2 separate regions of the Homo sapiens genome follow, and region 2 is linked to region 1. A link is an interaction called in ENCODE POLR2A ChIA-PET data of the cell type or tissue named here. Cell type or tissue: OCI-LY7. All regions are shown on one strand. Region 1 overlaps GMDS (GDP-mannose 4,6-dehydratase). Region 2 overlaps GMDS (GDP-mannose 4,6-dehydratase).

What was found. ChIA-PET counts read pairs that join two places held together with the same protein. Peaks named below come from ENCODE experiments on the same cell type or tissue, not always from the same donor. Only the 100,000 strongest peaks of a DNase experiment are listed, where the experiment ranks them.
Region 2: POLR2A ChIA-PET joins it to region 1 with 5 read pairs; 1 of 35 experiments calls an interaction of 5 or more read pairs at or near these places.

What each region holds. Positions count from the first base shown.
Region 1 is chr6:1,849,698-1,853,697 of GRCh38, forward strand. All of the region lies in intron 7 of GMDS (GDP-mannose 4,6-dehydratase), which reads right to left. Among named protein-coding and RNA genes, the nearest start is that of FOXC1, 240 kb to the left of the region's middle. In OCI-LY7, no CTCF peak of the experiment used is centred here; a DNase peak (open chromatin) is centred at 2,184.
Region 2 is chr6:1,938,756-1,942,755 of GRCh38, forward strand. The region is part of intron 6 of GMDS (GDP-mannose 4,6-dehydratase); the gene reads right to left. Among named protein-coding and RNA genes, the nearest start is that of GMDS, 300 kb to the right of the region's middle. RefSeq lists a silencer at 1,813-1,882. In OCI-LY7, no CTCF peak of the experiment used is centred here; a DNase peak (open chromatin) is centred at 1,776; H3K4me3 peaks cover 309 bases.

The DNA of each region.
Region 1 (4,000 bases):
TGTTTATTATAAGCTCTTTATTCTAAAGAGTCTACTATAAGAATTACCCTATTATGTCTAGAGACTCGACAGAACAGACCGAAGCTCTTTGCCATATTATATAAAACAGCAACACCATCAATATTATGGTGACACAGTTTTGCAATCCCTTCTATCTAACAAAGAACTTTTCAAAACCCTTTCGTGGAGCTAGAATTGCTCAGAAAAAAAGTGGGTGTTTTTTGCAAAATAGGAAGTTCGTTTTTCAAAATAAGGAAGCTAGGTCTTAAAGAGCTTTTTACACCTGAAGACATTCACTGCACATAAAATACTATTTGTTTCCCCATAAATGATCATCATGTGTTCCAACGTAAAATATCAGAGACACCTTATTTTTCCCAGTGCCTTTTCTTCCTAATCCTCCTCATGCAATCTCATGGGTCTTCTGCTAACTGCCTCCAAATAAAGGCATAAACTGCAGCAAACAGATGGCCAAACTCCTGAACACTTTCTTCCTTGTGCCAAGCTGCTATCGGATGTAAATACATTCCTAGACTGTGTTAAAAGCAGGATCTTTCTGGTTTCGCTTCAGTGTCTATTACCCAGGTTCTGCTCATTAGAAACTCATTATTATGGACCTAAGTGTCAAGATACATGTTGTAGTGAGGCGCTTCTACACATGCACAGTAAAACTTTTATCTAGGCCACTAAATACTGCTTCTTATCTGTCAGTTTTCAGTTAATTTACAATGCTAACTTATTTATCAGAACTGGAAATGGGCCAGGCCTTCAGTGTATTTGATGAGCCTTACAATAACCCTGAATGCACCTGTTAATTTTGCCTTTGGGTAAACAGTTGAAAACTCCTCAGCTATTTCCTCAAATTGGGTGGAAACAAAGAAACATGAGATTAAAAAAAAGTCTAGATTAGGGAATTGGAGATGCATTAATTTAAAAAGGGAACAGGGTCAAACGAGGGCTAGGAGGCTAATAAGCACAGAGCACACAGCAAAAAAGCTCCCAGCAGGGTAAGAGTTCACTCAATTTATCCGGCGATCTATTCCAGACGCAGTCAATGATACGTTATTGGATCCAGACCTGCAACTGCTTCCTAAGACCAACCTCACTTAAGTGTCATTGCCCTCCCTTTTAGAAATATTGCTATTACCCAAACCTGTTCGCAGGGCAGCTCACTCAGCTGGCAGCCCACTGACTTGTGTTCTTTATGATGCTCCCTCTAACTCCCGTCTCTGCTGTGGGAATTAGGTATAACCACCACCATGCAAACCGCAGAACACCCAAGTTGATCCTACTCTACGAGACTTTTAGTACTTTATTACACAGAAAGCCAATCCCTGGGATAACAGACTATAAACAACAGCAAATGCTCTATCAGGCAGGCTGTACGAGGTTAAGGACTTTGAGAGATTTACTGGAGAGGTTGTGGACGGGAATGTTCCATCCATCAAATGCGCTTTCTTACACATTAGATAAAAGAAGAAGAAGAATGGAACGTAGGACATTTTGGCTAAGACATTTAGAAAACTTGTATGTTTGTCCCAAACAACGAGGGGAAAGGCCGAGTGATTAGCTATGTAATTAAGGCTGCCTTCTAACCTTTTAATTATTATTAATGTGGAAAGTTGTGAGACTGAGAAAACGTGTATTTTATTGCAACAGGAAATAAGTTTTAGGTATTTGCTGATATCATTTCAACATTAAAATATTTAAATTCATTTGGCAAACAATATAATATTATATTAAAGGGGCTTATTGGAAATAACATACTTTATTAAAGTTAGGACCTTCGGGGCAGGGATTTGTTTCTTTCCTGTGCTATCTAATTGTTTGAAAACACACATACTGTATAGCAGACCCCATACTGGACAGCAGAACGAGGCATTTAATACATTTAATAAGGGGACTGTGTTTGCGGGGCTATAAATGTGGGCCAGCTAATGAGGAAGTGATCACCAGTATTCCAGTATTGGGGAGCTTTCCCTCACTCTGGATTTTACCACTGAACACTATATTTTTTAAAAATAATAATTTTAAAAGAAAAAAAAGAAAAGCTGGAGTTCAGAATTGCCCACAGAACATGAAATGCTTTTAATGGCAGTCTGAGGTGACTGTGTTTCTTGTTCACAACAAGCACCTTTGATTTGTGGAGATGAACACTTTCCAAACGACAGGCTCCACCCACAGCAGACATCCGGAGCAGGCACACACGTGTGTGTCTTGTCACCACCTGGGCAGCTTCTGTGACCATGGGTACTAACGTCTCAGCACCCTATCACTGGCAGGGAGAGGCAGGAGGAGAGGCTCCCACACGGAATCACAAGGGTCCCTGAAGGGAGCGAGAAAGAGATGCAGAACGTGTTTCTGGACAGTGCCATCTACTTTGTTCTGGGCCATAGCGGAGGCTCTGAAATAAGTCTTTTCCACAGTGGTCACTCCAACCACCGCAGTTTTGCTGGCAACTCAAATTCAAAGCCATGTGTTGGTGCAGTAGCAGCAGATGAAAACTCAGCGGGGCATTACGCAGTTCCCTCAAAGCCACAGGCCTCAAGAGCTCGCAAAATGCCCTTTAAATGAAGGAATGGTTACCAATATGTAGTATGCATGCCAAGAACTTAAAATCAAACAATAAATTTACAGTATGTCCTTTTGTTCAAAATCTTTCAAGGATATTTTCTGTAATAAAAGCTTTTTGCTTAACGAGTAAACTCAAAAATGGCAGTTGAGGTGCATATGAAAAAAACTTCAGTAGCCTTTCCATTGTAGGCACAGTGATACATTTTCTGTCCTGTGCCTGAGAGCAAACGAGTTTAACAGGGCTTTTTCACTATTTCTTTTATTTTCCACAAGCTTCCCCTCCACTAAAAAGGTGCGTTTCTTTATAATACTTGCTTTGAAAATTTAGCATTATGTTTTTCTTAGTGTCTTTTTTTTTCTCTTAATTTTGTTACTAACTATCCTGAACTATTTTTTCTGTCCCTGGCAATGGTGGAAGGACGGTGGGACGTGGGATCCGATTTTTTTTTTTCCCGAGATGGAGTTTCGCTCGTTGCCCAGGCTAGAGTGCAATGGTGTGATCTCGGCGCGATGCAACCTCTGCCTTCCGGGTTCAAGCGATTTTCCTGCCTCAGCCTCCTGAGTAGCTGGGATTTCAGGCATGCGCCACCACGCCCGGCTAATTTTGTATTTTTAGTGGAGATGGTGTGCCTGTTTGTTGGTCAGGCTGGTCTCGAACTCCCGACCTCAGGTGATCCGCCTCAGCCTCCCAAAGTGCTGGGATTACAGGCTTGAGCCACCGCGCCTGCCTGGGATCCGCTTTAAAGTCTGCGCACATCTTGGAGAATGTTCTCATTTCTGTCCTTGTTGAGAGAAAGGGGAAAGGGGAAATGCAGGCAGGACTTGCTAGGAGAATTTTTTCCCCTTTCCTACTCACTAAGGGCATACAAGAAACTCTGAAAAGTATCTGAGACATGAAATACTGCCAACACAAGACACAAAACACTGCCTTTTTGGAAAAGGCTGTCTGAAGATTATATAAGGAGGGCCGGGCGCGGTGGCTCATGCCTGTAATCCCAGCACTTTGGGAGGCCGAGGCGGGCGGATCACGAGGTCAGGAGATCGAGACCATCCTGGCTAAAACGGTGAAACCCCGTCTCTACTAAAAATACAAAAAATTAGCCGGGCGTGGTAGCGGGCGCCTGTAGTCCCAGCTACTGGGGAGGCTGAGGCAGGAGAATGGCGTGAACCCGGGAGGCGGAGCTTGCAGTGAGCTGAGATCGCGCCACTGCACTCCAGCCTGGGCGACAGAGCGAGACTCCGTCTCAAAAAAAAAAAAAAAAAAAAAAAGATTATACAAGGAGATAACTCATATGAGTGTGTGTGTGTGTGTATACACATCTGGACAACCACGTGTACAGGGCAAGACATAAAACATTATTTCAAGATGTCTATGTGGGCTGTTAGTAGCCACAGAGCCTAATGAAAATTTCATAAGTTATCCAAC
Region 2 (4,000 bases), 89 kb after region 1:
TTTCTTCTGGGAAAGGATATTAGACTACTACTTTTACTTTCTACTCTCTTAATTTCTTTTTTTTGGTAATTTTCATCTCTTTGCTCTTATCTGTAATAGTCTGGGTTAATTTCCGTATAGCCATCTAATTGTCCTTCAGCAATCTAATCTAAGTCGGCCATTTAACCCTTCCTTCTTCCCTTCCTTCCTCCCTTCTTTCCTCCCCTCCCCTCCCCTCCCCTCCCCTCCTCTCTCCTCTCCTCTCCTCTTCTCTTCTCTCTCTCTCTCTTTCTTTTTTGGCACATCCAAAGTTCTCTTTGGTTCTTTTTCAAACCTGCCTGGGCATTTTTACATTCTGTTCTTGCTTGCTTATTTTTTCTGATTTGACATCTTTATTTACACATGTTTTTGTAATTTTATATTCTGAATTAGATAATTCCAGTATCTGAAGTTTTGGGGGGACTTATTTATTACTTGTTATTTATGCTGACTTTGACTGATGGTGGTTTCTTTCCTTGTGCATTTAGTGAGAGTTCATGTTTAGTAACCTTAATTTGCTGGAGACCAGAGGACATCAACGCAAATGACGGCTTCCTCCTGAGACAGTCACTGTTTGTTTCTCCTGGGGGCCAGGAGATACTAACACCTGGGATGCTCATCCCCTTCCAGAATGCACAGGTTAACAAGGTTCTGCTCTTCCCCTTGACTGCTATCTACTGATTAAAGAGGCTGGGTGTTCCCTAAAGACCCAAGGATATACATATACACACATGCATATATATATACACACACATATATATACACATATATACATATATATACATATATATACCTATATACATATATATACACACACACACACACATATACACATACACACACACAGAGTCCATGTTAAAGTTTCTATTATATTATAAAGCATACCAACATAACATCTCTATCTTCTATAACAAACATTAAAGGAAAAAAACTGACAAAATTTGGAAAACACACTTTAAATTGCCAGCATTAAACTGAAAACAATGGAATTGCCTTTAAGACATGAATAATAGCCAATTTATTAAAGAATTTGATTGCATATTAGGTCACAATCTTTTCCACAATGTATTACTTCAATAGAGATTTATTTTTAAAAACAAAATGCAACCTTGGGCGCCCTCTGATGATGCCGTAGACGTAAGGAAGAAACCCTATGGGAGGTTCACTAAGTCCTACTAGGGACAGTTCTACTTACCACACTACACAAAATTACTTCTTTTTGACACCCTCTGATGATGCCGTAGACGTAAGGAAGAAACCCTACAGGAGGTTCACTAAGTCCTACTAGGGACAATTCTACTTATCACACTATACAAAATTACTTCTTTTTCAAATGTATATTTCCTATGGCCCTGTGGCAATTTTTATTGTTTGTGTGTCTACAGATACACGATTGTATATGTGCATGCATGCATGCATACATACATATCTAAACATTATCCATCCATATCCAAATGGTACTTGAAGTAACCAAAATTTGTCTAATAAAAATTCTATTCCATTGCTCAATACTTCATCCAAAAGCTTTTGATTTAAAGATTTTTTTGGAGTTAGATAAAGTACAATGACAGTTTGGACAATATTCATTGGAAAACAGAAATCATTCCAATTTATCCTGAACCCCACATGAACCTCCGCCTTGGGGCCCTGCATTTTTCCCCTGTGGTAATCTCTGGCCACCCCACTGTGAACTGCCTGGGCCATGGCTCAGTGGAGACAGGGTGTGGAAAGAAGAGACACTGAGAAGGTCATGGCTGACTGAGCAGATGACTGAGATCAGAGAGATCATACCTCATTTGCTCACTAAGTCCTGCCAAGAGCAACACTATTTAACTGCAGGTACTCAAAATCCAATAGGCACGTTTAAAGGAATCTCAGGCTTAAAAGAGGACAATTCACAATGTGCATTTGTCTGAGATAGCTACCACCTTTTGGCAACTATTTAAAATATGTGTATAAAGAGAAATGTTCAAACTACTTTGCTATTTGTATCAAATGTTCAATGCATTTTCCACTGACAGTGAGATAATTCAAATTTGTAAGTCTTCCTTTCAGGTTTTCTCCAGTTTGGTACTATTGACATTTAAGGAGGAATAAGTCCTTTTTATTGCTGGTTGTGCTGTGCTTTGCAGTGTTTAGGAGCGTCACTGGCCTTTACCCAGTAGATGCCAGGAGCACCCCCTCAATTATGTTCACAGGTGTTGCCAACTTCCCCCTGGGGGGACAAAACTGCCCTGGTTGAGAACCATGGCCTTAGTCAAATAAAACAACCCCACAAAGACAAAATCCCCAAAATAAAAAAAAAAATGTATAGCTTTTAAGTACCTCTATTCATTCGATACACTAACAAAACTATCGGGGAACTAATAAACATGAAATATTTAAATCAGGATGAGACAAGGGTGAGTCTTCATTTAACACTGCAGTGAATCTATAAGCCTGGCCTTCCAACGAGGGTCTAGGCTGAGGGCACACATTTGGGAACTATTTATGTATGGATGATATTTCAAGTCCTGAGGCCAGCTGAGACCACCAAGAAAGGAATGTTAGCAACAAAACATAAATGGTCAGAGAACCAAATACACTGATGCTATAATGTTTACAGGCCAGATGAGGAGGAAGCAGTGAGGGGAAGCAAGGACACGGGAGTATCCTAACAGTCTGGATAGTCTGTATCCAGGAGGGAGTGATCACCATGACTGCAGGTCAGAAGGACAAAGACAGAAACGTGACCTTGATGGGAGAGCTTCTGAAAGAGGTGGACAAAAGTCCAAGGAAGGAGAGGGCTCAAGAAAGAATGGGGGTGAGATTTCGTAGACAAGGAGCACAAACAGCTTCTGAAAACTTCTGCTGTCAGTGAGAGAAAGGGGTGAGACTGGGAGGACTGCACTTCAAGATGGGCATGAAAGCAGCCTCTTTGCATGCTGAGGGAAAGATCCTAGTGATGACGGAGAAACTGATCCAGGAGAGAGGTGAGAATTGCTGATGCCAAGTCTTCAAGGAGGTGGTAGCAGACAGGAGCTCCAGACAGACAGCTCCTCCAGGGCACAGGAGAGCAGGTAGGGAGAACACAAACGCAGGAAGGCAGAGTTCAGATGTTCTGAGGACTTTTCTTCCTGCTCAAATCTTAAACACACACCCCATCCTGACTACACGACTCAACCCCGCCTCGCTCACCTCTCCCACTGTCTCTGCTCCTACGCCGTGAACTGAGTCGGAGGGAGAACCTTCGCACACCTATGCTGACTGCGCTCTCCAGCGAGAGCTAAGCTCGTGCTGCCTGGTCATGATGACCTGCAACTTCCTGGTCGGATCTTCCTCCTGTTCACCTCAGGAGACATTACCATTAACTCTAGTTCGCTTCTCCTTTTACCCCAAGCTAACACAACTTTCTGGATGGCCCTGCATGGTGAATGGTCTCACCCTGCACCCAGTAGCCCGGGAGTCCTCTTTGATTCCTTTCTCACTCTTCCATTAGTCAACTGCTCATCAAGTCCTTCTGAGTCTGTTTCTTCAGCAGTCCTAAATAATTCCCCATCCCAGCCTCTAGTAGGCCACAAATGAGGTGGCTGCTCAATGCAGATTCCCCAAAGCATGCTTTGGTGCTCTTTCCTACTTCACATGGTTCTAATGGGAGTAGCCTAACCCTGCCATCCTGACTGCACTGATTTATTCAAGGTAAGATCCTGGCCCAAGCTGGCCCAAAGCACCACTCACTGGCTACTGGGACTGGTTGAGGGAGTGGAAACCTGACCAAGGCCCTACCCCAGGCCATTCCAGATGGAGTTGAAAGAGAAAACAGTTTTCCTCCAAGTGGCAAGACTGAAAGGGGCAGTGATCCTAGTTCTAGTTTCATAGAAAAAACTGGACTGAAAAGATGAGGCCAAGACAGAAAGAAAAATGGAGACAGAAGATAAAAAGGGAGAATCCTGAAGATATCTGAGTTACTGGTTCCAGCTGTCCCTGAAATCGGACGTTCCTG